Regions from separate parts of the Homo sapiens genome. Here regions 2, 3, 4 and 5 are each linked to region 1. A link is an interaction called in ENCODE POLR2A ChIA-PET data of the cell type or tissue named here. Cell type or tissue: MCF 10A. All regions are shown on one strand. Each heading gives the region's core, and the rest is flanking DNA. Links, peaks and the distances in the headings are about the cores only. Region 1 overlaps TP63 (tumor protein p63). Region 2 overlaps TP63 (tumor protein p63). Region 3 overlaps TP63 (tumor protein p63). Region 4 has its middle 43 kb from the start of TP63. Region 5 has its middle 140 kb from the start of TP63.

The links. ChIA-PET counts read pairs that join two places held together with the same protein. Peaks named below come from ENCODE experiments on the same cell type or tissue, not always from the same donor. Only the 100,000 strongest peaks of a DNase experiment are listed, where the experiment ranks them.
Region 2: POLR2A ChIA-PET joins it to region 1 with 5 read pairs; 3 of 35 experiments call an interaction of 5 or more read pairs at or near these places.
Region 3: POLR2A ChIA-PET joins it to region 1 with 6 read pairs; 2 of 35 experiments call an interaction of 5 or more read pairs at or near these places.
Region 4: POLR2A ChIA-PET joins it to region 1 with 6 read pairs; 1 of 35 experiments calls an interaction of 5 or more read pairs at or near these places.
Region 5: POLR2A ChIA-PET joins it to region 1 with 5 read pairs; 1 of 35 experiments calls an interaction of 5 or more read pairs at or near these places.

The regions. Positions count from the first base shown.
Region 1 is chr3:189,860,332-189,864,331 of GRCh38, reverse strand. TP63 (tumor protein p63) reads right to left here. Exons shown (of 14, transcript NM_003722.5): 5 at 1-100. Among named protein-coding and RNA genes, the nearest start is that of MIR944, 32 kb to the right of the region's middle. In MCF 10A, for the core only: no CTCF peak of the experiment used is centred there; DNase peaks (open chromatin) are centred at 1,131 and 1,501.
Region 2 is chr3:189,776,880-189,780,879 of GRCh38, reverse strand. All of the region lies in intron 3 of TP63 (tumor protein p63), which reads right to left. Among named protein-coding and RNA genes, the nearest start is that of MIR944, 51 kb to the left of the region's middle. In MCF 10A, for the core only: no CTCF peak of the experiment used is centred there; no DNase peak of the experiment used is centred there.
Region 3 is chr3:189,794,795-189,798,794 of GRCh38, reverse strand. The region is part of intron 3 of TP63 (tumor protein p63); the gene reads right to left. Among named protein-coding and RNA genes, the nearest start is that of MIR944, 33 kb to the left of the region's middle. In MCF 10A, for the core only: no CTCF peak of the experiment used is centred there; no DNase peak of the experiment used is centred there.
Region 4 is chr3:189,584,959-189,591,786 of GRCh38, reverse strand. No RefSeq gene overlaps it. Among named protein-coding and RNA genes, the nearest start is that of TP63, 43 kb to the left of the region's middle. RefSeq lists an enhancer at 4,700-4,839. In MCF 10A, for the core only: no CTCF peak of the experiment used is centred there; DNase peaks (open chromatin) are centred at 3,166 and 3,496.
Region 5 is chr3:189,485,124-189,491,951 of GRCh38, reverse strand. No RefSeq gene overlaps it. Among named protein-coding and RNA genes, the nearest start is that of TP63, 140 kb to the left of the region's middle. In MCF 10A, for the core only: no CTCF peak of the experiment used is centred there; a DNase peak (open chromatin) is centred at 3,501.

The sequences.
Region 1 (4,000 bases), core at 1-4,000:
CGCGGATAACAGCTCCCTGAGGAGGTGGGGTCATCACCTTGATCTGGATGGGGCATGTCTTTGCAATTTGGCAGTAGAGTTTCTTCAGTTCAGTGGAATACTGCTTAGAGTTGGGGCCAGTGGAGAAAGGAAGGAGAGAACCAACAGGAGATATTGTTACATTCCAAATCAGAACAATGAAAATCTGTCCACTTTTTAGAGCTGCATGCTGCCTGTTTACTACTGGCTACTATAGATGTGACGTATGTCAATGTTATTAGAGGAAGTTATATTAATATTTTGTGCTATCATAAATAAAACCCCATGTTTACAAAAGGTTTTATGTTTATCAAAACACATTTATGCCATTATTTCCTGTTATTTTCCTTTAGCATGAAGAAGCTGAGGCTCAGAGGGGTTTAAATGAATGAAACCACGAGTAGCTTCATAGATTACCAGAAGCTAAGTGAAAGAAGAGTATTGGCATGTACTGAGTGATATTAAACAACAACCACAAAGACAGATTTCTGCCTAGATTACAATTAATCCAGTCTTTAATATACTTTAGAGACACTCACAGGAATTAGGGTTCATGGGATTTTTTTTAAGATGGAATATCTGTTAGAGAGTGAAGAGATTTCGCCTGACGTCAGATCGCTTGAAACTGTAAAACAAGAACTCCCTTGAACGCCTGCACTTTCCTTCTGATGTCAAAGACTAGGAGAATGCAAGAGCTGAAAGGGGCTGTTTGGTCCTAAACTCCTGAAAACACCGGGCCTGATGTAGCACAGCTAATCATGGCACAGAAAGGATCTGGATGCAGATCTTCTCACTCACAAGTGAGTGAAATTTTTCCTTCTCCAGGGAGAGGAAGTTTAGTGGTGGTTAGTTGCTTGTAAGTTGGCAAAACGGGCTGGAGAAAGCCTGAGACCTAGAACCAGATAGAGATCCCATCCTGTGTTGCTTCCTCTTCCCACTTCTGAAGCAGAAGAGAACCTTCATTCTAATCCTTACACTATAGTAAACCTTATCATCCCTGTGCTCTGGGTCAAAGCCCTATCTCTACATTCCTAGCCACTCAGGCACTTTGCTCAGGCAAACCACCCAGGCACTGGAATTGCTGGCCAAGAGTGGGGCACCTAGTAACATGTATCCAAACAAAGGATAAACACACACACAGGTTGCAATCGTAAGTTGGCCCCAACATCCTCCCAGAGGAAAGATGGTGGGGGGGCAGAGCCATAGTGGCAATCGGATTCGTTACTGATATGTCCCACCCTAACTCTCACTAATGGCAAGTATCTTAACAAAAATCACACATTTAAAATGTTGCTTTATTTCTTCATTTTAAAATATAGTATTTGTTTAAATGACCTTTCCTTTTCTTCCAAGTATTCCAGCACACAAAATTTTTAGTTAGAAGTTTCCCAATGCTAGAAAAGTATTGCAAAATCAGTCCTCCATGTCCGCAGGCCATGGATTAGACGCAGCAAAAGGGTTTTATATAGCTTGAAGAAATAGGAAACATGCCAAACTTCAACCACAAAAATAAAATTCTACTTGGGAAACACTGAATGAAATCTAGATGGGTATTTTTGCTCTAGTGCTTTTAACTAAAGACTTACACAGAACTTGTTTTATGACATGTTAAGAACTTCCTTTTATTGAGAACTTGAAGAAAATAAGCATATCCATTCGTGTTTTCGTTAGGAGGTATATAACGCATAATCTAACCATGAATTTCGTAAGATGACCCTTAGGAAAGATGACTGAAAAATAAGTCTGTCAACTAATACCTAAAGGCAAATAAGGTATCCTTCCAAGTATGTAAAGATTGCAGAAATGAAGGTTAAGTGTTCAGCGTAGAAGTTTCTTAAGGAAAACATTCCATTTTAATAACTGATATACTATAAATCAAGCTCGAGAGAGTACAGTATAAAAGCATTAAGAATAAAATTAAGGATCGTCAAGTGCTAATTCTTGTTCATTCTCGGGGATGGGGGTGGGAATCTAATTTTTAAGCTTAATTAATGATAAATAATAATAGCTTCATCGTTTACTGAGTTCTGCCTTAAGAAATTTTATCCTGATACAACCCTAAGAGGAAGGTATTACAAGCATACTGTCTCTTATCTGAAACCACAGGGGCCAGAATTTTCAGAATCCAGAATTGTTTAGATTTTAGAAAAATAGTAGTTTGCATAACATATGAATGTATCCAGCAGAATTTAGGGTAGCACCATAAGATCAAACATTATTTCTGCAGAATTCATAAATATTCACACTAACTGATAAATGACTACGAAACCTGGGTTTCACCATCAAATGAGTGTGCCACAAACTTAAGAAATCAAAATAAAACTGAACCAACTTCTGATTTTCAGAGCTCTTGGAACTTCAGAATTGTAGATAACAGATAATTGACTTGAATTATCATCCCTATTTTATAAATAAGAAAATAAATGTACAGAAAGGACTTGCCCAAGAACCTGCTTAGTAACTGGTATATGAGTCTATCCTAGTCCTGTAATAACAGTTTCTTATGTCTCTGTTCTCTTAACTCAGCCATGCAAATGTTTACCTTTTTCTAGTTTCCAACATTGTGGTTCTTTTCTGAATCAATTACAATGCTTACCGACTCTTCTCCAAGCATTAAAATGGAGCTCAAAAGTGGTCTATTTAACATAGTTTTATTAATTTCTCAGTATATTGCTTACTCATTTAATGGTAGGGAGAGGCAGCAAGTGATAGAGTTGAAAAAACTTTGGGCTAGGTGGAAGACAGCCTGGACGATTACACCAGCTGCTTCTGGGAATTCAAGGATACAGTCTTGCTCTTTAACATGGTTTATTGAGGACTTTATGAGGCCCTCTGTATTATGGCCTTATCTATCTCTAATTCCCCCTACCCCTCCACCCCCACCCACACACATTTCTCACCCCATGTTCTACCCATACAAACGTTTTAATGCTTCAAACACACCATAGGATCATCACCCAAAATTCAAAATGCTATTCCCTGAAATCATGTCCTTTGCAGCAACATGGATTGAGCTGAAGGCCATTATCCTAAGTGAAACAACTCAGAAAAAGAAAATCAAGTATCATGTGTCCTCACTTATATGTGGGAGATAAGTAGTGAAGACACATGTGGTCGGGCACAGTGGCTCATGCCTGTAATCCCAGCACTTTGGGAGGCCGAGGCAGGCAGGAGCTCAAGACATGCCTGGCCAACATGGAGAAATCCAGTCTCTACTAAACATACGAAAAAAAACCACAAAAACCCCAAAAGGATACACATGGACATAAAGATGGAAATAATGGACACTGAGGACTCCAAAAATGAGGAAGGTAGGAGGGGATGCGGGTTAAAAAATACCTATTGGGTACAATGTTCACTGTTTGGGTGACAGGTACACTAGAAACCCAAACCTCACCATTATACAATATATTCATGTAACAATACTGAACATGTACCTACTGAATCTGAAACCTAAAAAAATTAAAAGCAACAAGCAAGCAACAACAACTACAACAACAAAAGTGATATTCCCAGTGTGGTACACTTCTCTTTTTCCTCTGCTCTCCACGTCATGCCAGGACAATTCAGATATCACTTTTCAGCTAGTACTGTATCTGTACTGCAAACCATATTTTCCAATTTTAGTGGTGAGGGCTTCATATTTGACTAAATCAAAATATCTGACCACAGCCAAGATGCATTATGTTTATTGCTTTTGGTTCAACTACCAGTCCTGCAATTCAGCAACTAGAGGCGCTGAAGTGGTCTGGCACAATCGCTTTTTTTTCTTTTTACAAAGCCAAATCTCTGCTATTCTGTTTACTTCATTGTTTGCAAATCTGTTCCATGATGACCTTTATTTTTTTTACCCAGTACTAAGTTCAGTCTCCCTGGTCTATGTGTATAAACAAGTCCTTAGACTTGCCCACTTCCGTATCCCTTACAAAATAGCACCATCATCTCCAATTTTCCCGGCTTCTGCAAGATTGGAACATGGGAA
Region 2 (4,000 bases), core at 1-4,000, 83 kb after region 1:
ACACAGACTGAAACCTTAGCTGGACCCAGGATAACTGACATCACTGTCACCGCCAGCAGAGAGGTGGAAGTAATTTAGGTATGACAAACCATAGTGTTTCTTAAAACTGGGGAAGCAGCATGGACTGGCAGCTCTCCCAGGCACAAATGTCACCAGGCTGGTGTCATCTTCCTTCTGTGACACTAAGCCATGGGAGAAAAAGCACCTGTCTCTGAAAACAATTTCCACTCACTCTAAGTGTGGGGTGTAGGAGATCTTGGTCCAAAACAATAATAAAGACATAAAAACAAGTGCCTTCCTTGTGTCATTTTTGTCCCAGTGACCCTGAGTACAGGAGAGAGTGAAGTGTACATAGAATTAGGAAATAGGGGCCTATAAGTAATCTATGGAGGAAACTGTTTTCCAAAGTGAAAAACCAAATCCAACTTCAAGAGTGCAAGAAAATATTTTGATAAGAACCTAATGATCAGTTCTAGCTTTAAAGTATTCTACATTTCTGTCTAGGATGATCTAACTTGAGTACTTCTTTTGGAAAAGTCTTATTGGTGGGCAAAGAAGGGTACAGTGATTTGGGGCTGGGTAATAAGAGCTTAAGGATATGTATCCTGCATTGCAGCTTACAAAGCATACATCTCTTATATTTCACAATTTGGCAGCTCTGTAGACCCTAGTTCCTCTGTTATCTCCAACAGGCAAACTCAAACACATTCTTTAACACCCACATAACTGCTACTTCCATTTTACTCCACACTGGTTGAGTGTCTTCTATGTACTTAGCTTGTGCTTGCTAGGATCTGTCTTCTTGCTTTTTTTTGTAATTTCTTGTCTTTTCTAGGCAGTCAGTTGCTCTCTCCGTTAACATTTTACTCAATTCTTGGGATACCTATATTACTGTTGATCTGATCTTATTGCCTTTTAGTTATGTTTTCATGAATCCCACACTGAAATAGAAGCTTGAGAGCAAGGGCGATGCCCAATTTAGTTCTATATTTCCTGCAGCTTGGAAAGTATGCAGAGTAAGCATTCACATTCTGCTTGGGAGATGTCTGTTCTGGTTTGATCCATATAATAAGTCTGTGAAGTTGGCAGCGTCTTATTGTCCTTGATTCTCAGATAAGGAAATGAGGCTCTAGAGGGGTTAAACGTCATACTCAAGTTCATACAATAAACTATACTTAAGGCTGGAGCTTGGAACTCAGGTTTGCTGGCTCCAAACTTCATGCTCCCCTGTGCTACACAGGTTACTCTGTCACAGAAGAGATTACTGTCTTGCACGCATGCCTGAACATTGTGCAGGAATTCCATATCAGAGCAAATCACCTTTTTTATTTGCATGCTCTGCAAGGGAAATTGAGAGGTCCTGTGGACACAAATGGCTCCCATGGATTTTCTTTGCAGCTTTTTTCCCTACATGTTGGTCTTCTGAGCTTCCTACTGTTACAGACACAATGAACTAACTTAACTCCACCTTCCCAAGCCTGATTCACAAGTTGATTAAAAAGTGGTGCAACCAAGTAGGTGTGCCTCTGTGACCCGGGTGGTTAAGCCAGATCTTCTGGCCTATGGAGGCTGCTGGTTTGATTTTGTAAGAAAACATTATCTGCATTGATCATGAACTAGACGATTTTGTAATAATGTCACAAAGGGATTAAAAAATACTCGAGGAGTGATGCATTTTAAAAATATAGGTAATTTCCAGCAAAGATTGAAAGCTACTTTAGTGTTAATATATATGTTGCTTAAAAGTAAAGGGAAACTATAGACTGTAGCCTCCTGATAATGATGAAATCATTTCTTCAAACGGATTCAGTATGAGTGTTGTATTTAAATCACAAAAAGAAATGCATAGCAAAGTCAGGCTTCATTATAAGTCATATAAAGACACACACACACACGAGCTATGGGAAAGCTGGCTTCAGCAAAATAAAAAATAAAGCTAAGGAATTATTTGTAACTTGGTTGCTAAGTGAATGAAATGGTAATATTATACCGATCTTAATCATTTACTTACATTCTCTTCTTTAAGTATTTCTTTGATTCACGAGGTTTTGTGATAGTTTCTCTATGGGGTAAGGGATTTAAGCTACAAAGTTAAAGGGCCGAGTTGATAACAACGTAAGTGGTGTGACCAGATCTATAAGATTGTGGACAAAAAAGGGAACTGATACTTCAGTCTAAGCATCTCTTTAAAAGATATATTCAGCTTCTTTTCTCCTAACTCATTCCTCAAAATATCCACATTCTTACAATTCCTATTTAGCAACAATAATAAGTTCTTGGTCATGATCAATAGCTAGAAGACTACTTAAGCAAATTAAAACTCATGCACAATCCTCACCCATCAGACAAGTTCTACTTTCGATTCCATTATGACTCTAGAATGGAAAAGGTCAAAAATGTTTACTGGTTCACATAATAGGAAAGATTGTCACATTTGAGTTTTTCATCCTCTTACAGGGAATCAAGACAATAAAAAATGAAGGCTAAAGTAAATAATAGCTGATTAAAAATTAGTTGATTTGATTTTATTGATACATCAAACTATAGACCCATTCAGTGTATGTTAATACTAGAAGTGTGTTAGAGGCCATCAGTTAGAGGCCATTTTATTTCTCCCACATACACCTGTAGACAAACACATTTCCTTTCAAACACTAACTGAATGCTTTATTGTACATTATCCTGCAATAAGACCTAAAGAAGAATAAGACTCGGCCAGGCGCAGTGGCTCATGCCTGTAATCCCAGCACTTTGGGAGGCCAAGGCAGGCAGATCACTTGAGGCCAGGAGTTCGAGACCAGCCATGGCTGGAGTTCACCAGCATGGTGAAACCCTGCCTCTACTGGAAATACAGAAATTAGCCAGATGTGATGGCGCATGCCTGTAATCCCAGCGACTCAGGAGGCTGACGCACCAGAATCACTTGAACCCGGAAGACGGAAGTTGCAGTGAGCTGAGATCCAGCCACTGTACTCCAGCCTGGGTGACAGAGTAAGACTCTGACTCAAAAAAAAAAAAAAAAAAAAAAAAAAAAGAAGAAGAAGAAGAAGAAGAAGACTCAGCATCTGTCCAAAGACTTCCTCATCTAGTATAGGAGACATACACTTAAAAGAAAAAAAAAAAATATGTTTACAAAGTCGGGTGAAATACATGTGAAATAGTAACTAAAGTGAAGACTAAGTAAGTGTAAAGTTACAGACATAGTTCTATGGGAACAGAGAGAAAGGAGTGATTAATTCTTCATGAAGAGATAAGGAGTTGAATCCTTAAGGTAAAAAGGAAATAGAAGAGGAAGAGGAAATCGACATTTAGGAATCTAATTAAGAAACAGCATAGGACAAAAGACAGAGACATGAAATTATGCATTCAGAATAACAGGGTGAGGCCAGGCATGGTGGCTCACACCTGTAATCCCAGCATTTTGGGAGACGGAGGCGGGTGGATCACCTGAGGTCAGGAGTTTGAGACCAGCCTGACCAACATGGTGAAATCCCATCTCTACTAAAAATACAAAAATTAGCTGAGCATGGTGGCGGGTGCCTGTAATCCCAGCTACTCAGGAGGCTGAGGCAGGAAAATTGCTTGAACCTGGGAGGCGGAGATTGGAGTGAGCCGAGATCGTGCCATTGCTCTCCAGTCTAGATGACAGAGCAAGACTCTGTCTCAAAATAAAATAAAAATAAACATAAAAAAATAACAGGGTGAGTTAGGTGAGCCTGGAATGACATGAGATGGAAGATAGAGTAGGAAAGACATGTTGGAATAAGACTGTGGTGGACTTGAATTATCTGTATCTTTCTCATACTTGAAGTAAATATGAGAAATATACTTCAGCTTTAAGCTTCCAGAAAGGTTTATGATTTAACTTCCCTGAAGAAAAGGTATAGGCCTCTTATTTCCTATGACTTGATATTTCAATTCCTTGGATTGCAAACGGAAGCCTTTCATGTGAATTGAAAGGACATTTAAAAGACCCTAGAATTTTGGGAACTGTCTTCTG
Region 3 (4,000 bases), core at 1-4,000, 66 kb after region 1:
TTTGTCCTATTATAAAAGATATGAGCAAAACCAAAAGTTGGAATACCACGTTTAAGAGAAAAATTGCTTTGAGGTTTCTCAGACATCCTTTAGTGATAACACTATAGAGAATTAAAAGGAGAGAGCGTTTGCAAATCATCAAGCTTATTCACCCAGATCAAACTTCCCCCATCTCTGGTGAGGACAGAGAGAACTGCAGGGGATAAACTGAATCAAGGGAACAGTGCAGACACAGGTAAACACTTTTAAAAAGGGCCTGCAAAGCAAGATAAAAATCTAAGACTTTTTTTTAATCAAACACATTCTCTGTCCTTGTGAGTAATCAATTATGTGAAAGCAGCACATACTTTACACTAATTACTTGATACCAAACAAATCATCTGCCCTGTCTTTCAAAAACTTTCTTGCTATTTAAAAGATAATGGAAATAATATTGGGCTTATTAAAACAAACAAACAGCAAAAACAAATGACCTGCAAGATGTGAAGGAAAATGACACAATTTGGTTTACCTGCAGAACATATAGATAGAAGAGGCTTGTATAATATGTCGGCTCGCTTTATTTATTTTTGTGCACAAGTCAATTACAAACAGCCTTTTAAGTATATACAATACACCATATATTCCTAGGTGAAGATATCCCTTCAAGCAACAGCAACAGATGCATGTCCTCATCACATTCAGGGAACATTACTGAGTGGCCCTGTAGGGGATACAGAGATAAGCATAACACATCCTCTACCCTCCCAGGGTCTTCAGTCAAAGGATAGGGAGGAAGGATCTGGTGTACACAGAGAGCAATGAGGAAGAAACAGAGTAAAAGAGTTCAGAGGATGGAAGTGTTATCCTGAATGGGGGAATCTGAGAGCTTTTTCAGGGTTAAGTTTCTCCCCAGCAGGGCTTAATGACTGGAAAGGATTTGACCTGGAGATAAATATATGGGGGTGAGGTGTTGGAGCAAAGAAAGAAGGCAGAAAAGCCCTCTTCTCTGAAGTCTCACCATTCTGATTTTCAGCCTTTCAAGCATTTTGGGATTGTCTGTTGAAATAATTTCCCAGGCCTAAGGCTTATGAAGAGCTTCCTGCCTCACCCAGTGTTACTGTTTCTCTTCAAGTGTGTCTTGTGGAGTCCTCAACCTCAGTCTGGTGACAGAGTCTCACACGGTCTATTTAAAAGTAATCACGCCATTCCCCAAACATCTGATGTTGCCCTTTGAGAGGGTAATGGTTTTCCTTTTAATTCTGACTCCATCAATAGAGTGACACTAATCCAGACTGATTTGAGTAAACAGGGCATATTCCCCATTGTCTCTGTGATCTGAGAAAGAATAAACTTGAGAAAGATCACTGGCTGGGTGGGAAATGGCCCCTTTGGGTGTTTTGCGCAAGCTTAAAAGGAAAAAGAAAATGCCTGTACAGAGTTCCTTCCAAGGCAAGCTCACTTCGGGGGTGGTAATTCTCATAGGGGTATTATACTAAACTGCACCTATTAGTGGCTTTAGCACCAATAAGAAAGTAGAACTATTTCTTTTGTAGTGTTTCCAGCATAGCTGACAAGAGTGTTTCATAAATTTCCGCCTCTGGCAACACACCACAGCTTGACTCAAAATTCCCTCTTTCAGCTTTTATAAGGAAATCTTTTTGCCATTTAAGAAATACAGACAAGATGCAATTCAGATTACAAGTTTTGCATGAAATATCAATTTACGTTACACACACATTCACTAACATTCCAAAAATGTTTTATTCTTGCCAGTTATTCCCTCACCTAGAACCAACATGTGCTCTATCTTAACCCCAGTGACTGAATTTTAAATTGACAGGTGAACATTATCTGGTGAAGCCATCTCAGCTCGAATCCATACAATGATCCATTTGTACTTTGTCTTTGAAAAAGAAGCTTGAACAACTTCAAAATCAGAATAAAGTTAGTCCATATCAAACATGCAATCAATCAACTTAGAAATAAGAAATTTATAATTTTTTTTGCAGAAAATGGAAAAGAATAGTTTTTGAATAGTATAGGTGCTATATTCTCAGACCAACTAAGGAAATCAACTGTGGGGAAGTATAAAGTAAGACTTTTGAAAAGATTTTACAGACACTTCATTGAACTACTTATTTCTTTTAAGGAGGTTGTATTTAGTGGAACCTCACTGTTTCCCCTAATGTCTGTAGGACAATCATATGTTAACATTTGATGCTTTCAAAATCTACTTTTTGAAAGTGGAGGATTAGGTTGGTAAAAAAAAGAGAAAGAAATGAGTACTAGCTTAGATGTCTCCTTATTTATCTTGAAGCCCAGTTCTCTTATCCACTCCCTTTGGCTTTAAATCAAGTCACTGGTTCACTCCTTCCTCCCACCATGGCCTACCCTCCCCTGCCCTGTTATTATCTCTTCAATTGCCCACGTGGTCTTCTTGGGTGAGATGGAAGTGATGAAGGAGGCTGTGGAAAGGGAGGATATTGATGTGGGAAAAGACATGTCTTCTCCCAATATTTATCTTTACATATTACATCTTACACATGTATCCTTGTCCCAAAGTCAAATTTAAAAATTTTATGGCAAAGATAATATCTTAAATTTTTTATTTGGTGGGGTTGGCTTTTAAATGGGATATTCATATTTCCCTCTGCTCTGTTATTTATTTCCCAGCTGGGATTCTCATTCTGAATAAATGTCTTATATTCAGCTTCAGGATTACTATTTGCATTTAGAGCAGTGACCAGAGAAAAGACTTCTGGTCCTATTTCTAAGACGACTATTTAATAAATAAAATTAACTCATAATAAACACAGAGAGTCAGTTTGAATTTTGTTCCTAGCTTTGATAAGTTTTAAAATGTCATTACTAAGTCCCTATAAATGATAGGACACCATATCTGGCTCTGTAGAAGTCTAAGGAACGGGAAAAGGTAATCCTCAACTTTTCAGCCTAAGGAATCATTCGGGCTAATTTTCTTTTCCTTCCTGCAAGATGTCACTCATCATCCCTAGAGTATGTGAAGTTTTGAATCTCGAATTCTGAACACTGGTCACACTTTTAAAACACATATAGGTTTCCGCTCTTAGTGAGATCAATATTCCAATTAACTTTTGTTGCTATTTCTACAAAAGCGTTCCATTTTGACATAAATAGTAAATACATATCAGTGTTTAAACCAACACATTTTCTTTTTAAATCAATATACTATGTTCCTTCACGTTGTCTGGCACAGTCCTCCCTTGTATTTTTATAAATTTTATCCCCTCTACATAGAATGTCTTTCCTCCCCTCACGCCACATCTGAATTTCAGTTCTCAAACCATATAAAATATTACCTTTATCATAAACAGTTTGAACTCGATTTCACTCTTTCAAAACTTGGGATATCTTTTACCAATTCTGTTTTATACTGGAGTCATTTACGAACCCCTCATAACTCCCTCAGATTATGAATTCACGGAGGCTAGAAGCTGTGAATTACTAATTTCTTCTTTCCTCACAGTGCATATAACAGTGACTATTATAAGTTTTCAGTAACTGTTGGGTTGGAAGGAAGTGTTTCCTTTAGTGGGGGAAATAATCAAAATGATTTGTGGCTGGTACTTCAAAATCATTGTGTCTGGCTTACAGCCAAATTTATACTACTTTTTCATTTTGGGGTGGAGTGTTAGTGTGTGGAAGAGAATGAAATAAAGAATGGGGTCTTTACAGAGTGACTATATAATTTATCTTCTAAATGGGACAGTTTTGAAAGTGAAAAGGTGTGCTATTAGTAATTATGCTAGAATAGCAGGCATAAATAAAGACAAACCAAGACCAGTAGTTCCCAATTTGTCTATGGCAGGGACCATAGCTATTAAAAAGAGCACTGGGCAGAAAATACACAGGTTGTATGAGACTTTAGAAACAATCCATGCGTATCCTTCCAAAGATCCAAGAGAACTGATAGATATTTCTGCAAAACAGGCAGCCAATGTGCAATGCAGAGAGATGCATTTTCATACTTCTAGGCAAT
Region 4 (6,828 bases), core at 1,154-5,153, 270 kb after region 1:
CTTCTACTATGTTTGGGCTTTCTTTGTTCTCCTTTTCCTAGATCCTTGAAGTGTAAAATTGGGTTGTTGATTTGAGATTTTTCTTCTTTCTTCAAGTAGGCATTTATTGCTATAAACTTCTTACTTAGAAATATTTTTGCTGTAGCCAGTGAATTTTGGTATATTTTTTTCTTTCATTTGTCTCAAGATATATTTTGATTTCCCTTTTCCCCATTGGTTGTTCAAGAATAGGATGCCCAATTTCTACATATTTGTGACTTTTTTCTGTTTTTTTCCTAGTATTTCTTTGGGTTTCATACCATTGTGGTAGGGAAAAGGTATTTGAGATGATTTTAATCTTCTCAAATTTGTCAAGACTTATTTTGTGGGCTAATATATAAAGAATTCTGAAGAATGCTTCATATGTTCTTGAAAAAATGTATGTTTTGCTGCTGTTAGCTGAAGTGTTATGCATATGTCTATCAGGTTCATTTGGTCACAGTGTTGTTTAATTCTGCTGTATCATTTTTGGTTTTCGGTCTGGATGACATATCCATTGTTTAAAGTGGGGTTATATAAGTCCTCTACTATTACTCTGTTGCTGTTTACTTTTCTCTTCATTTCTGTAATATTTGCTCAGTATATTTAGGTACCCCAATATTGGGTTCATGCATATTTACAATTGTTATATCCTCATGATGAACTGATTCTTTTATCATTATATAATGACCTTCTTTGCCTCTTGTGACAGTTTTTGACTTAAAGTCTGTGTAAGTATAGTCACCCCTGCTCTCTTGTAGTTACCATTTATGTGGCATATCTTTTCCCATCTCTTCACTTTCAACCTATGTGTGTCTTTAAAGCTAAAGTGAGTCTCTTGTAGGAAGCATACATTTTGATATCTCTCTCTCTCTCTCTCTTTTTTTAGTCACGTTTGCCATTCCATGTCTTTGATTGGAGAATTAAACCCATTTATGTTTAAAGTATTATTGACAGGAAGGAATTACTATTGTCATTTGGTTAATCATTTTCTATATACTCAGTAGTTCTCTTTTTTCTTTTTTTGGTGTGTGTTGATGATCTTTTTTTTTTTTGTAGTGGTTTGCTTTGATTCCTTTCTCTAGATTTTTTTGGATATCTTTCATTGGTGTCTGTGTATTTTAAGAAGTAAGCACCTCTTCTAATCTTTACAGACTGATTTTGGTAAGGAAAGCCCTTTACCAGTCAGCTGGCTTAATTTTGTGTGAGCAGCTCGTTGGGTCTGTGGGTAGACATGCTGTTTCAGTCCTCAGGTGGGCTGACCTGAATCCTGGGTCAGTTGGCAGGCAAACCTGGTTTCTGGGTTCACAAGGGCTTGGCTGGTGCTTTGTTCCAGTGAGGATGGCCTGGCACTAGGGCGGGCCTGGAGCTGCGGTTTGCAGGAGCCAGTCTGGCACTAGAGTTAATGGAGTATGTCCATGGCAAAACCAAATGTTGACTTTACTCTCCTTCCTCTACCTTGAAGGTATCTCTCTCCACAGTGCACTCCAGGAGCTTGCAGGAGGCTGACATGGGTAGTGTGAAACTGTCCTTTATAACCTCTTCAATGTATCTTTTATCATTTCTGTGCTCCACCTAGGCACCGCAATCTCTCATCTGGAGTCCTTATCTGTTGTGAAGTTATTTTTATGACTGGATGGTTTTTAAATTCATTTTTCTTTGAAAGGATATATGCTGGAGACTCTTATACCACCATATTGCTGATGTTACTTTCCTCTCTGCTATGTTTTCCTTGAGTCGTATTTTCATTCTTATAGCTTTGCAAAATCAATAAAATATAATCATTTGAAATGCATATTTATTTTGTTATGCATTTAATTTTAACAACAATATATGAAGGCATTTAGGCATCATGGAAATGTGTTTTAGATACATATATATATATAAAAACACTAACCTGATAAATCTAGAAACATGTTTGTTGATAGACTGGCCTCAATATTGCTAATAAAAAGATCATATATAAGAGGTCTGGTCAAACTTATTGCATGCTGTTGTAAGACTTTTATGTGTTAGTGGATGCAACTGGCTTGCTAACACAGGTATCCTTGTGTTTGTTGAATGAAAACGAATGTATGAATAAATGAAAAAGTGAATGGATTTTGGATGCAGACTTTACGATAGTGTTCACCTCCAGAGAGAGTTCAATGAGCCCACCTGCGGGATTTGGAGGGCTAGGTGGGTGAGGAACCAGACATCTCAGTACCCTACTTTCTAATTTTATCAACATCTTATATAAGCCATGTGTAACATTACAGTGATACCTCAATTAACACAACCTTTGGAACAAAGGTCCCTTATAATCAAGTTGGAAGCATTGACAATAACTCATAAACTTGCAAAGCATGCTACCATGTGTCACTCTGCTCTGTGTCAGTATTCCAGTGAAGCCGCATGTCTGCACTTGGCAGATACCATTGTGCATAGCTGCCACTGGCACCCACAATCAATAGAACTGATACTATATTCCTGTTCAACTTGTTCTCTCCTCTTGGCTTTCTTTTTTCTGATCTCTTTTCAACATTAATGGCTATATCTCCTTCCACTCAAGTGTCTGATGTCCTTCTGTTCTTTAGCTTCTAATCCCCACCCTATCAAAATAAAAAGAGGTCTTGTGGATAGCTTTTCATACTGGTGACTTGCCTGATTGATTTCAGCTAATTCTGAGGTAATACATATTTATATACCAGGCAGTGCACATTATAAAACCACACCTGCCAATAGTTCTGGGAAGGGATAACACATGGTTTAGAAAGATCACTGAAAAAGAGCATTGTATGATCTATGTCATTGAAGGCTGTATTGCTGAATCACCACATGCTATTGAACTGCCAGTCCTTTTTGCTGACCTTGTTTCCACATTTACAAAATGAGAGGATCGATGATCTCTAAGGATCTTTCCAGATCTAGCTTTCTTGGATACAGAATTCATAACCGAAAACCTATGGAGAGAATTAGCTGTTTCTCTCTCAATTCCAAGATTCGGGAGAACTGAAAATGCATAGTGCCGGCTGATGTTGTTTTATCATGCTGAGTCACAGAAGAAATTTTTTTGAAAATATTTCTCTTGAAATATAAAAGGAATTATCACTAGGGTGCTTAGTAATAACCCCTTAGGGAAAAAGGCAGAGAATTACAAAACCAAGTGGCATGACACCACTACTATCTTCCCAGAATCTGGATAGAAGTTTCAAGAGTCAGGACGTGATTCACAGTGTTCTTTTTTCTTCTGCAATCATGGAATCATGTATCCAAATGCAGCCTTCATCAGCCTTTTTTCTTGAGTTTCAGTGATAAGAATATCTCTCTTGTTAACTCTGGACACATACTGAGTGTGAAAAAAAATTAGTAGCTTCAAACTACTAAAAATCCAACCAACCAACCTAACGTATCTTAAGTTGTAAAACCCAGCTTCCTCCCACTTAGTTTCTACTGCCCTTTTACCAGCCCTAGGCATTTGGAAGGTGGAAGGGGAATTCAATGTACATAATTTCCTATTACTGGATTTACATGGCTTGTAAGGCAAAACTGGGCATTTTGCCTGTAACTCTTCAGAGAGAATTTATCAGGCACAGACTCTGAGCTTAGAATTTTACTACCACAAATATAAGAAACTTAAAAAGGTAGAAAGGCATGTTTCCCTGGTGCTAAAATATTTAAAGGTATTCTCTCTTACCCTCTCCAGTTGTTCTGTCTTTACAGAGTACTGAAATCTCAGACTGATGAGGATCTTATAAGAAAGGTTATCAAATGTTCTGTCTGATGCAGTCTTCCACAGCCCCTTGAAGTAATATCTAACTTTTGCCTGAACATTGTCTTTGATAGGGAACTCATTTCCTCACAAGATGGCCAGTTCTATTTCCAAATGGCATTGATTCTAACAGAGTTCTTCTCTCTACATTAAAGTAAAATATGACTCACTACAATTTCTACCCAATGAAATGTTTAATTCTCCCTCTTGGGGCCTCATGTTAATTCCTCTTACCCTTGATATTCCTTAAAATATTTAAAGACAGCACAGTCTCTGAAATGAAGTTCCTTGAATTCTCCCAGAGAAGGAACTTGAATTACAAAATTGGCTAGAGAGGAGATGACAATTATTTGGATGTACAATTATTTCCAGGTGGTCACAACGCAGTTATTATTATTAATGCAGATGAAGTGAAAATTAGGTAGCAGGAAAAAAGTGAAAGGTTCAATTCCTCATATCTTAAATAAGTTAATGAATCAGTCGATTCATCAAAGCAGCAAGAACAAAAAAGCAGTTGGTGAGAGCTCTATTTTGGCAGGAGGAAAGCTCAATTTCACATCCACTATTTTATGCCTATCTCCTCTCCCTGTGTTGCTAATTATCTAAAATGAAAGTTTTGCTGCTTACTAATGACTAGAAAGAGAAGAGAGAGATAAATTGGTAAAGTTACTAAAAATAATCTCAGAGATACACAGAGGTTGACACAGAGGATGACACACTGAGGGTGCAAAGGATCATTTTCTAGATTGGAAAGCGAACCACATCAAATATTGCAAAACTGAAAAGGGAAAACTAAACTGCTCTGCATTAGGACCATACATAGAAGTGAAAAAGCACAAAGTAAGGGTGATGTGATTAGCAGAGGCACAAGTTAAAGACATAGGACTTTTGTTGTTGTTGTTGTCGTCGTCAAGTAGTGTGGCTATTTGAAATGAATAGTACAAATGTAGGCTACGTTCATGACAGGGTGTTTCCAAACAGAGGAGTATCGTGTTCCAAACCAAGAAACCATACCAAGGGTACAGTTCTAGCTGCCATGGCTTTCAAGAAAAGCAAACATCCTGGAACATTTTTGGAGTAATTTGACTAGGTTGGAGAAGTAACAAAACTATACCTTTACAAAGAGGAATGAAGGCTTTTGTAAATATTCATCTTGGATCAGAAAGAGCTCATGGAAAAACTTGAATGATTCTTCTGGAAAGGACGAATTAGAGGTAATAAAGGGGGAGAAAATTTCAGGAAGGCAAAATAAGGTTCAATATAAGGAAGCGCTTTCTAAACAGAACTATCTAACAATACGATAGGTCAGCTCAAATAGTAGAGAAATTGAGGCTAGGTCCATTGCTACGGATCCTGCTTTAGGGGAAATTTAGGCATCTGATTAACATTCCGGCTCAGTAGGTCCTTAAAATATAAAACTTTACTTCAGAACAAGATAACACCTTGAGACTTGGATTTGCTGTAGTCTTAAGACAAGTCTCATCTAACTAGGAGAATGACCCTAGACTAGAGACACAACTTTTAGTTTGTGCTCTAGGCTAAACAGTTTTGTAACTTTAAGCAATTTCTTTTCCTCCCTGGGCTTGGCTTTTCTTCTACAAAAGGCAGGGATATGTACTTAGATCATTGATTTTCAAACTTAAAATATTACCCGGAAGCATAAATAATTAAAATAAATTAATTAAGGAATACACTGTTGGTGGGAATATAAATTAGTACAGCCACTATGGAAAGCAGTATGGAGGTTCCTCAAAAACATTAAAAATAAAACTACCATATGATCCCAAATTGGACCCCACTTTCCACTCCTTGGCAATATCTTGGAACATCGCATTATAAGTTTGCCTTGTCATCTCAAAGGAACTCTGAGTTGCTTGTGACAGCATATTGAAACATGCTTGGGGTTGGTTAGGAATCATAACTTCTCCACTTGCTAACTGTGTGATCCTGAGAAAATGACTTACCTTCTTTGAGCCTCAGTTTCCTCATTTGTAAAATAATAATGGGTATGTATGCCAATTAAAAGGGGTTTGAGGGAAGATCAAATGAGATAATGTATGCTAAATGCCTGGTACAGAGGGAGTTTCATGAGTTAATAATTTTATCCATTCTTTCCTTTGCCCCAAAGGAAAGGCAATTCAAACACTTCTTAGGGGAAGCTCTCGATTTTTGTGACTTGGTTGTCGCTACTGCCTTTCTTCCCTTGATCCAGTCCTCATTCAGTATTTATAAACACTAAAATAGGAAAAAAGATTGGCTAAGTAAGAAGGAAAGAGCATTTTTTTTTCATTAGGAACACTTTAAAGAGTGTGTGTTTACATATCTGATCTAATTTGATCCTCACAACAACATCTTGTGGAAGATATTACTCTCTCTTACAGCTGAGAAAATGGAGACTAAGGATTCAGTGACTTGCCCAAAGTCACTTCACTAGCTGGAGAGAAACTAAGACTCAAAATTGCTCTGTCTTTATTTTGAAACTCAAGATTTTTGTGTTCTATGTTGTTGTTTAAGTGGATCCTTCTTGGTTTCTGCCCTTGGGAAAGTCTTAACGCTTCCTTTCAGTGTGAGTCTGGGGAAGAGGAGGTGAGATTTCACTCTAGATCAGAGAGGGCAAAGAGCAGCTAGGTCTGCCTTGTCCTTACAGGAACAGTTTCACCTGGTCTTCCCTCACCTGTGGGAACTCTTCCTTCTAGAGCTGCTCTGGAACACTAAAATGTATAGCCTTATCCCACAGGAATAACCATCTTCCTTGCTCATTGTCGCAGCCTGTGTCTGGGGTGTTAAACTCTCTTGCAAGGGAATTTTAACATTTTTTTCAACTTTGCCCTTGCTTGTCTTTAGAATGATCCACAGCTCATTGTCCGCCCCCTTATTTTTGGATTTTGCAAACACCCTAAGGCCTTTTGAGGAAGAGTCATGCTTCCTCGTGGGGTTGTCCCTGAAGTTCATTAAAGTCTGTTTCTCCTGGCACTGCAGTGATGATGTCCCCTATGCTTTTGGCTGAGACCCACAGATCTAGCCTGATCATTGAAATAAGCTGAAGCAATTCAGCAATC
Region 5 (6,828 bases), core at 1,765-5,764, 370 kb after region 1:
GCACTTTCCTGGGCGTCCATGTTAAAGAAATAGTAAGAGATAGACTTCTCCCTATCTCTGCATCGAAGCCAGCATGAATGCAGTACAAGACGACTCCAGATTCTGAGACTCCTTGGATCCCTGGAGGCGTGAGGTGTAGCCCAATAGGTCTCCAGAGACTGCTGAAAGGAATATTTTAGCAGCTTCACCAGTAATAAGACCCCAAAACCCGCTGGAGCAGAAAAGCAAAGCAGTGACAGGCGTGATGTGATGAAGGCAAGCCAAGTTCATGAACACAAATGAGAGATATCCTTTGGAGTTTTCTTAAAATAATGGGGGAGAATGTTGAAAAAGTTGAATTTCTGTATATTAGGGTATAGCAAGAGTGAAGGATTAGAGGTGGTGTTATTAGGCAACTGTTAAGAGTTAAGTATTTGAAGCCTGAGAGCTTGCCTTTGAAGACCAGTTTCTAGCCTTGTGACAGTGGGAAAAGTATTTAACTTCATTAGGCTTTTATTATCTCCCTTGTAAAATGGAAAAGGCAATGCTTGTGTGCCTCTGTATTCACTAATTTTCTTTGACCCATAGGGAGCAACAACTTCACTTCACTTCCTTCCTTATGTCATACTCCTCTGTCCATCCTACCTCACTGGATCCTTCCTAGGTTCATCTATTAGCCAGAACCTGAGTTCACTGGGCATAGTGGCAATATCTTAAAGTCACATTTCAAGACCCTTTCCCCCATTATTGGTTCCACTTTAGGAAGCAGACAACACTGTGATTTGTTCCAGCCTCTAGTCAAGCTGAAGGCTGAGGCGGGGGTAGCACCAGGTCTGCTTCTCCTACAAAGACTTCACTCTCCTAAACTTCAGCATTCTTCTCTAATCCTATTTCATAAGAGACATTAAAAACATCAGCACTTACTTACCCATATGGCTGCTGATTCTTTGGTGAATATGCTTTTTGGCTGGGAACTCCAGAGAAGAGGAAAAATAAATGGTAGGATTTGGGTGCCAAGCCAGCCGCACCCTAAACCACACCCTGAATGCGTCATTGTGCCTTTCCATAAACTTTTCTGAGGATTAAAGAAGAGAATGCATGTAAAGTGCTAAGCACCGTCACTGGCATATAGTACTCACTCAATAAATATTAATTATTATTAATAATACACACAGATGACAAATATTTGCCATTGGCTATCTGTACTTAGTCAGGTAGTCCCCAAGTTTTGAAAAAACTGCTCTAAGGCTGAATATTTGAATATTTGATTTACTGAAACTGGAACAAAATGGGTATGTTCTAAGCTTACTGTGATTTTTTTTTTCCCTGTAGTTAAATAAGGAAGTAAGAATTTTTCTTTGAGGCATACCACTCTCACTTCTGGGCGAGTTCACTCTTTGGAATGTTCTGGCTATGCACAGGTAAGCACCTACTCTTTGACCTTTGGGGAGCCAATACTGGTGAAGAAATGTCAATGCAAAGTCCCCAGACCTGCCTTGACAGATTTTGCTTAATGAGTCATGCAAGTGGGGAGTGAAATCCACCTTCCTAAGATTTTCCCTTTCTATATTAAAAGTTTCTTTTAGGTCTCTGCTTGCAGTACTGAAGATCAGAGTTGGGGGTATCAGGCTAATCCTCAGGGAAAAGATCTGACAGGTGTGCCTCTGAAGAGCAGGCACTAACAGTGTGGGAAGGCAGGAGCCGCAGAGAGACACAGGCAGCCCTAACCCTCTCCTGATGTGATTTGCAGGTGGGCTCCAGGAAGCATTGTTGTCTAATATCCAATATTCAGTTTTCCCATTCTGGCTTTCCAATTTTCTTTTGCTATCTTCTTGTACTTGGTAAATGTTTTTGAACCTTGTGTTCAACATTTGGGGAATGGCAGAAGGGCCACGTCCATGATTAGAGGAATCCCTAAGGGGAGAGAACAAGTAGCTGATCAAAGTGGCCATGGAACCACAGAAGGTGGACCAAAAAGCAGACTTTACTCATAGTCTGGATAATCAGAACCTGTAAACATTTCCAAGAAATGTTCGGAAGTACTTCTGGAGGAGTAGATCTCCTGCAGCAATGTAGTTTGGGACATGCTTTATTATGTTTACAGGTTACAGAACAGGGTAATTTGGAAGGACAGAGAACTTGAGTAATTCTGCTCCTGGGTCTTATTTTTTCTGACCTTAAATATGTCCTCTTCACTCTGTAAGATCAGAGTTCTCCTCAGTAAAATGACAATCAATGTGCATTGCCTTTAGATACCACTTTACTCTTAATACTGTTGACTGCATTGCTTATTCAATCAGCCATTCGATCAAACACTTGTGTTTACCATGTTCAGGTACCAGAAAATACAAGAATGAGTAAGACATGGTCCTTGAACTCAATGGCCTTACATCTAAGGGAAAAGGACAAATGCACAAATAGATTATTTACATACAATGTAAATGTATACACAGGATGCTACGGAAACAAAAAGCAGAGGGGGAGTTTTGGGTTGAGGATACTAGATGTAGCTTCCCAGAGATGACACTGAAACTGATTCTCAAAGCTATGTCAGATTGTTCATTTGACTTGTGTACTCCCTCTCTTCAATTTCATAGAATAGAGTAAGTACAGAAAAGAGTTCTTTTTGCTAATTAGGGAAGAAGAGATTGCTAAGTAGTAGTAGCCATAGAAGTCACCTGTGGAGTAGGGAACCAGCATAGTGAAAGGCAACATGCTCATTTTCAGTAAGCTTGAGTTATTTTGACAGCCACTTACTTTGTCACATAGCCTTGGACAATGCAGACCACTGTGAACGTCATTTTCCTAATCAGTGAAAAGAAAATAATATCATTTCTTGCCTCCTCCAGAGGGTCATCTTGAGGAACAAATTAAGTGCTGAATATGGATGTGCTTTATAAGATATAAAGAGCTTTCTCATTAGTGGAGAATATGTTCTGAAGCATCTAGCCCTCCTTTAAAGTATGGGAAAATGGCTGGTGCAGGGAAGGACCCCTGCAGAGAAGCAGGCAGTGCTTCCCTGATTAAGCGTTCCTATCAATCTCCTGAACAAGTGGGAGATTGCAGTCCTGAGACGAGGATCCTGGAGGAGAAGATTTCCCCCCAAGCAGTTCCATAGACTTACGTGCCATGAGTGTGTATGTGGAAAACAGGATCAGCCGTGGGTGAAAGACAAGAAGGAAGGACAGTGTCAGCAAAGGTCTGAGTGTCATGCCTCAGTCACAAGGACAGCTGCCAGGGCTCAGAGGGCTGCAGAGCATAAGGACGACCGCTGGATTGAATTCGGACACATTCCTGAGGCTTTGCATCACATACCCAGGATGGTGGTCCTTGCTCATCTAAGCTCATTGCCCTACTCAGCCTCCCTGAATGTGTGCTTTCCAGGCTGTTGTATCTGCTTTCCTCCCAGAAAGGATTACTCATCTGTGCTCTCACAGCCATGCCGTCAACACCGGGGAGAGCTTCTGCTACCCTGCTGGGCCAGAGGATCTCCAGACCCATGGGTTATGAAACACAGGAACTCCACAGGCAGATTCCCTGGAAAGCGGACAGGGCTTGTGCAGCGTGTCCCTCACACCTCCAGTGTACCTAACACTTTACATCATGTTTGTACATAGAAAATCAGAAAGGCATGCGCAAGAGGGTGCTGGACCTTGAGTCATTCACCCTGAATCACCCGAAGGGAAGGGATATGAATTTATATGGTAACTACTAGTTGTTGGATGGAGTGCTAGGGTATGCTCCAAGACTCTTAAAATTTACCCTTTGTGCCATGCTTTGAGGTAGATATTTTAACACTATATTTCAGATGATGGAACAGAGACACAGAGAGGCTAGGTAACTTGTCTAGAGTCACTCAGTGATCAAGTGTTTAAACTAGAAATCCAGCCTGAATCATTGTCCCTGCAAAGCCCAAGCTCTCGGCCTCACCCTCATCTAGAAAATGATAGTGGTGGTCATGTCTCAGATCCCTTCTGTCTCCAAAGTGCTACCATCCTTTTAGCTATGTGCTCAAGGAGTAAATTATTTCATTTTTTGAAGTGTCAGGGCCATTTACATATTATTACCTGGTGTGCTCTCTTTTCTTGGTATATATTAGGTGTCTTAAAAAAAACTGTTAGATTGAATTGAATTTTCAAAGCTTCATATTTTTAGTCTTTAAAAGGATGATAATGTCCCCTGCATCAGCAGCTTCAAAGGTTGTTATGAGGCTCAAATGAAATCCGGTGTTTGGAAGCATGTTTTTTACATGTATTATTGTAGTATAATGCATGCATACTGATAGATACAACACATAACAATACTCAATTATTATAATAAAATGAACATCCAGCATCCAAATCAAGAAACAGAGTATTGCCAGAATGGGCAAAGTATTGCCAGATTCAGTTTCCTGAAGCCTCCTTGGGCCCCCTCCAGTCACTAGCCCCATAACCCAAGGATGACCAGTATCCTGACATCCAACAGCATAGGTCAATATTGCCTGTTTTTGTTCATAATTGAGTTGAATAATAAATATGCCCTTTTCTGTAGCTTCTTCTGCTCCACAGCTTGTTTGTGAGATTCATCTACATTTTTAAGTGTAATATTAGAATATTCTTTCTCATTGATGCATAATACTTCACTGTGGGACTATACCACAATTTATTTATACAGCCTATTGATGATAGAATTTTTAGTTTTTAAGATTTTTACTATTACCAGTAGTCCAGCTATAAACATTCTATGGATGCATTTTACTTGAATATATTCCTAGAAGTATACATATGTTTGACTTTTCCAAAGTAGTTGTATCAATTTAGACTGTGAAAGTTAAGAACATTTCTTCACCAAAAGCTACCACCAGGAGAATGAGGTGGCAACTCACAAGTGAGATAAAATATTACAATTAAATAATTTGACAAAGGACTTGTGTCCAAGATATGTAAAGAACTCTTGCAGCTAAATAAGAAAAAGACAGAACATCTTATAGAAAAATGGGTAAAATATTAGAATAGGCACTTCAAGAAGATAATATCTACAAGTCTAATAAACATGTGAATAGACAGTCAATGGATTTAGTCATTAATTAGATCCCACTTGTCAACTTTTGCTTTTGTTGTGATTGCTTTTGGTGTCTTATGAACACAAAGAAGGAAACAATAGACATTGAAGTCTACTTGAGGGTGGAGGGTGGGAGGAGGTAGAAGATCAGGACAGATGACTGTTGGGTACTTGGCTTAATACCTGGGTGATGACATAATATGTACAACAACCCCGTGACACATGTGTACCTATATTTGTCAAACCTGCACATATACACCCAAACCTAAAATAAAAGTTAAAAAAAAAAGAATTAAGTGCCGCATGTAAGAGAACTGTAACCATATGTGAGGCTACAATTGTAATGGGGCAGAGTGGAGGAACATATACAGACTTTGGGCATACTAGTTTCCTACGAGAGATCAACTAAGCAGGAGTAGTGTAAATAAACAAGTTTGAGCCACTTTCAAAATTGAAGTTCCCAACAAAATAGTCTGAGATAGAATTTTTTTAAGTGGAGATGTGTTTTTCAATGAGATGAAGATTTATAAAAGAAAGCCAAATGGGAAGTTTTTCTGGGAACAGCCCCTGTGGGGGAGCAAAGAAAACCTGATTGCGCAGAAGAGGGGTAAAATGCAATGTAGCCATAACAAAGGCTTCAGTCAATCTTACAGAAGGCTTGGAACTTGTTGATACTTCAGAGGTGTCCTAAATTAGTGTGAGCGGGCTAAACACTTATACCTCGACTTTGAAGTCATTTGATGAGGTCTCTTTCTTTTTTGTTGTTGTTTGTTTGTTTGTTTGTTTGTTTTTTTAAGGGTTTACATCTTTACATTCACTTTTTTAAAAAATCATTATACTTTAAGTTCTGAGGTACATGTGCAGAACGTGCAGGCTTGTTACATAGGTATACATGTGCCATGGTGGTGTGCTGCACCCGTCAACCCATCATCTACATTAGGTATTTCTCCTAATGCTATCCCTCCCCTAGTTCTCCACCCACCAACAGGCCCTCCCTGTGTCCATGTGTCTCATTGTTTAACTCCCACTTATGAGTGAGAACATGTGGTGTTTGGTTTTCTGTTCTTGTGATAGTTTGCTGAAAATGATGGTGTCCAGCTTCATCCATGTCCCTGCAAAGGACATGAACGATAGTATTCCATGGTGTATATGTGCCACATTTTCTTTATTCAGTCTATCATTGATAGGCATTTGGGTTGGTTCCAAGTCTTTGCTATTGTAAACAGTGCCGCAATAAACATATGTGTGCATGTGTCTTTATTCTAAGAAAGAGGAGGGAGGGTGGTGAGGCTGCTCTCTTTAGCCCCCAGGCAGTCCCAGGAGAGGAACTGAGCTGAGAGCAGTTAGCTGACAACACTCTTAACACCCAGGGGAATGAGTGTTCACTTCGTAAGATACTACCATGGTGTATCTTAAAAGTGGCTATACCATTGTGCATTCTCACCAGCAAAACATATAAAACAATTCCACTTATTCCAAATCTTCACCAACACCTTCTATTGTCAGTCTTTTTAACTGGAATTTCTGCATTTCATCTAACCTGTTACACTTACTGAACTAAAGTTTTTCACTATATTCTCCTCTTATACTTTTATCATCCTCCGTATTGTACTCTATTTTATCTTTATATTTATAATCTGTGACTTTTCCTTCTATTGATCAGTAGTGCTACAGGGTGATCAATTTTATTAACTCTTTTGAAGAGCTCATGCTTTCATTGGCTTTTTCCTATTGTTTGTTTTCTATGTCACTATTTTCAAATTTGTATTATTTTCTTCCAACTACTTAATTATGGTTTTATCATTA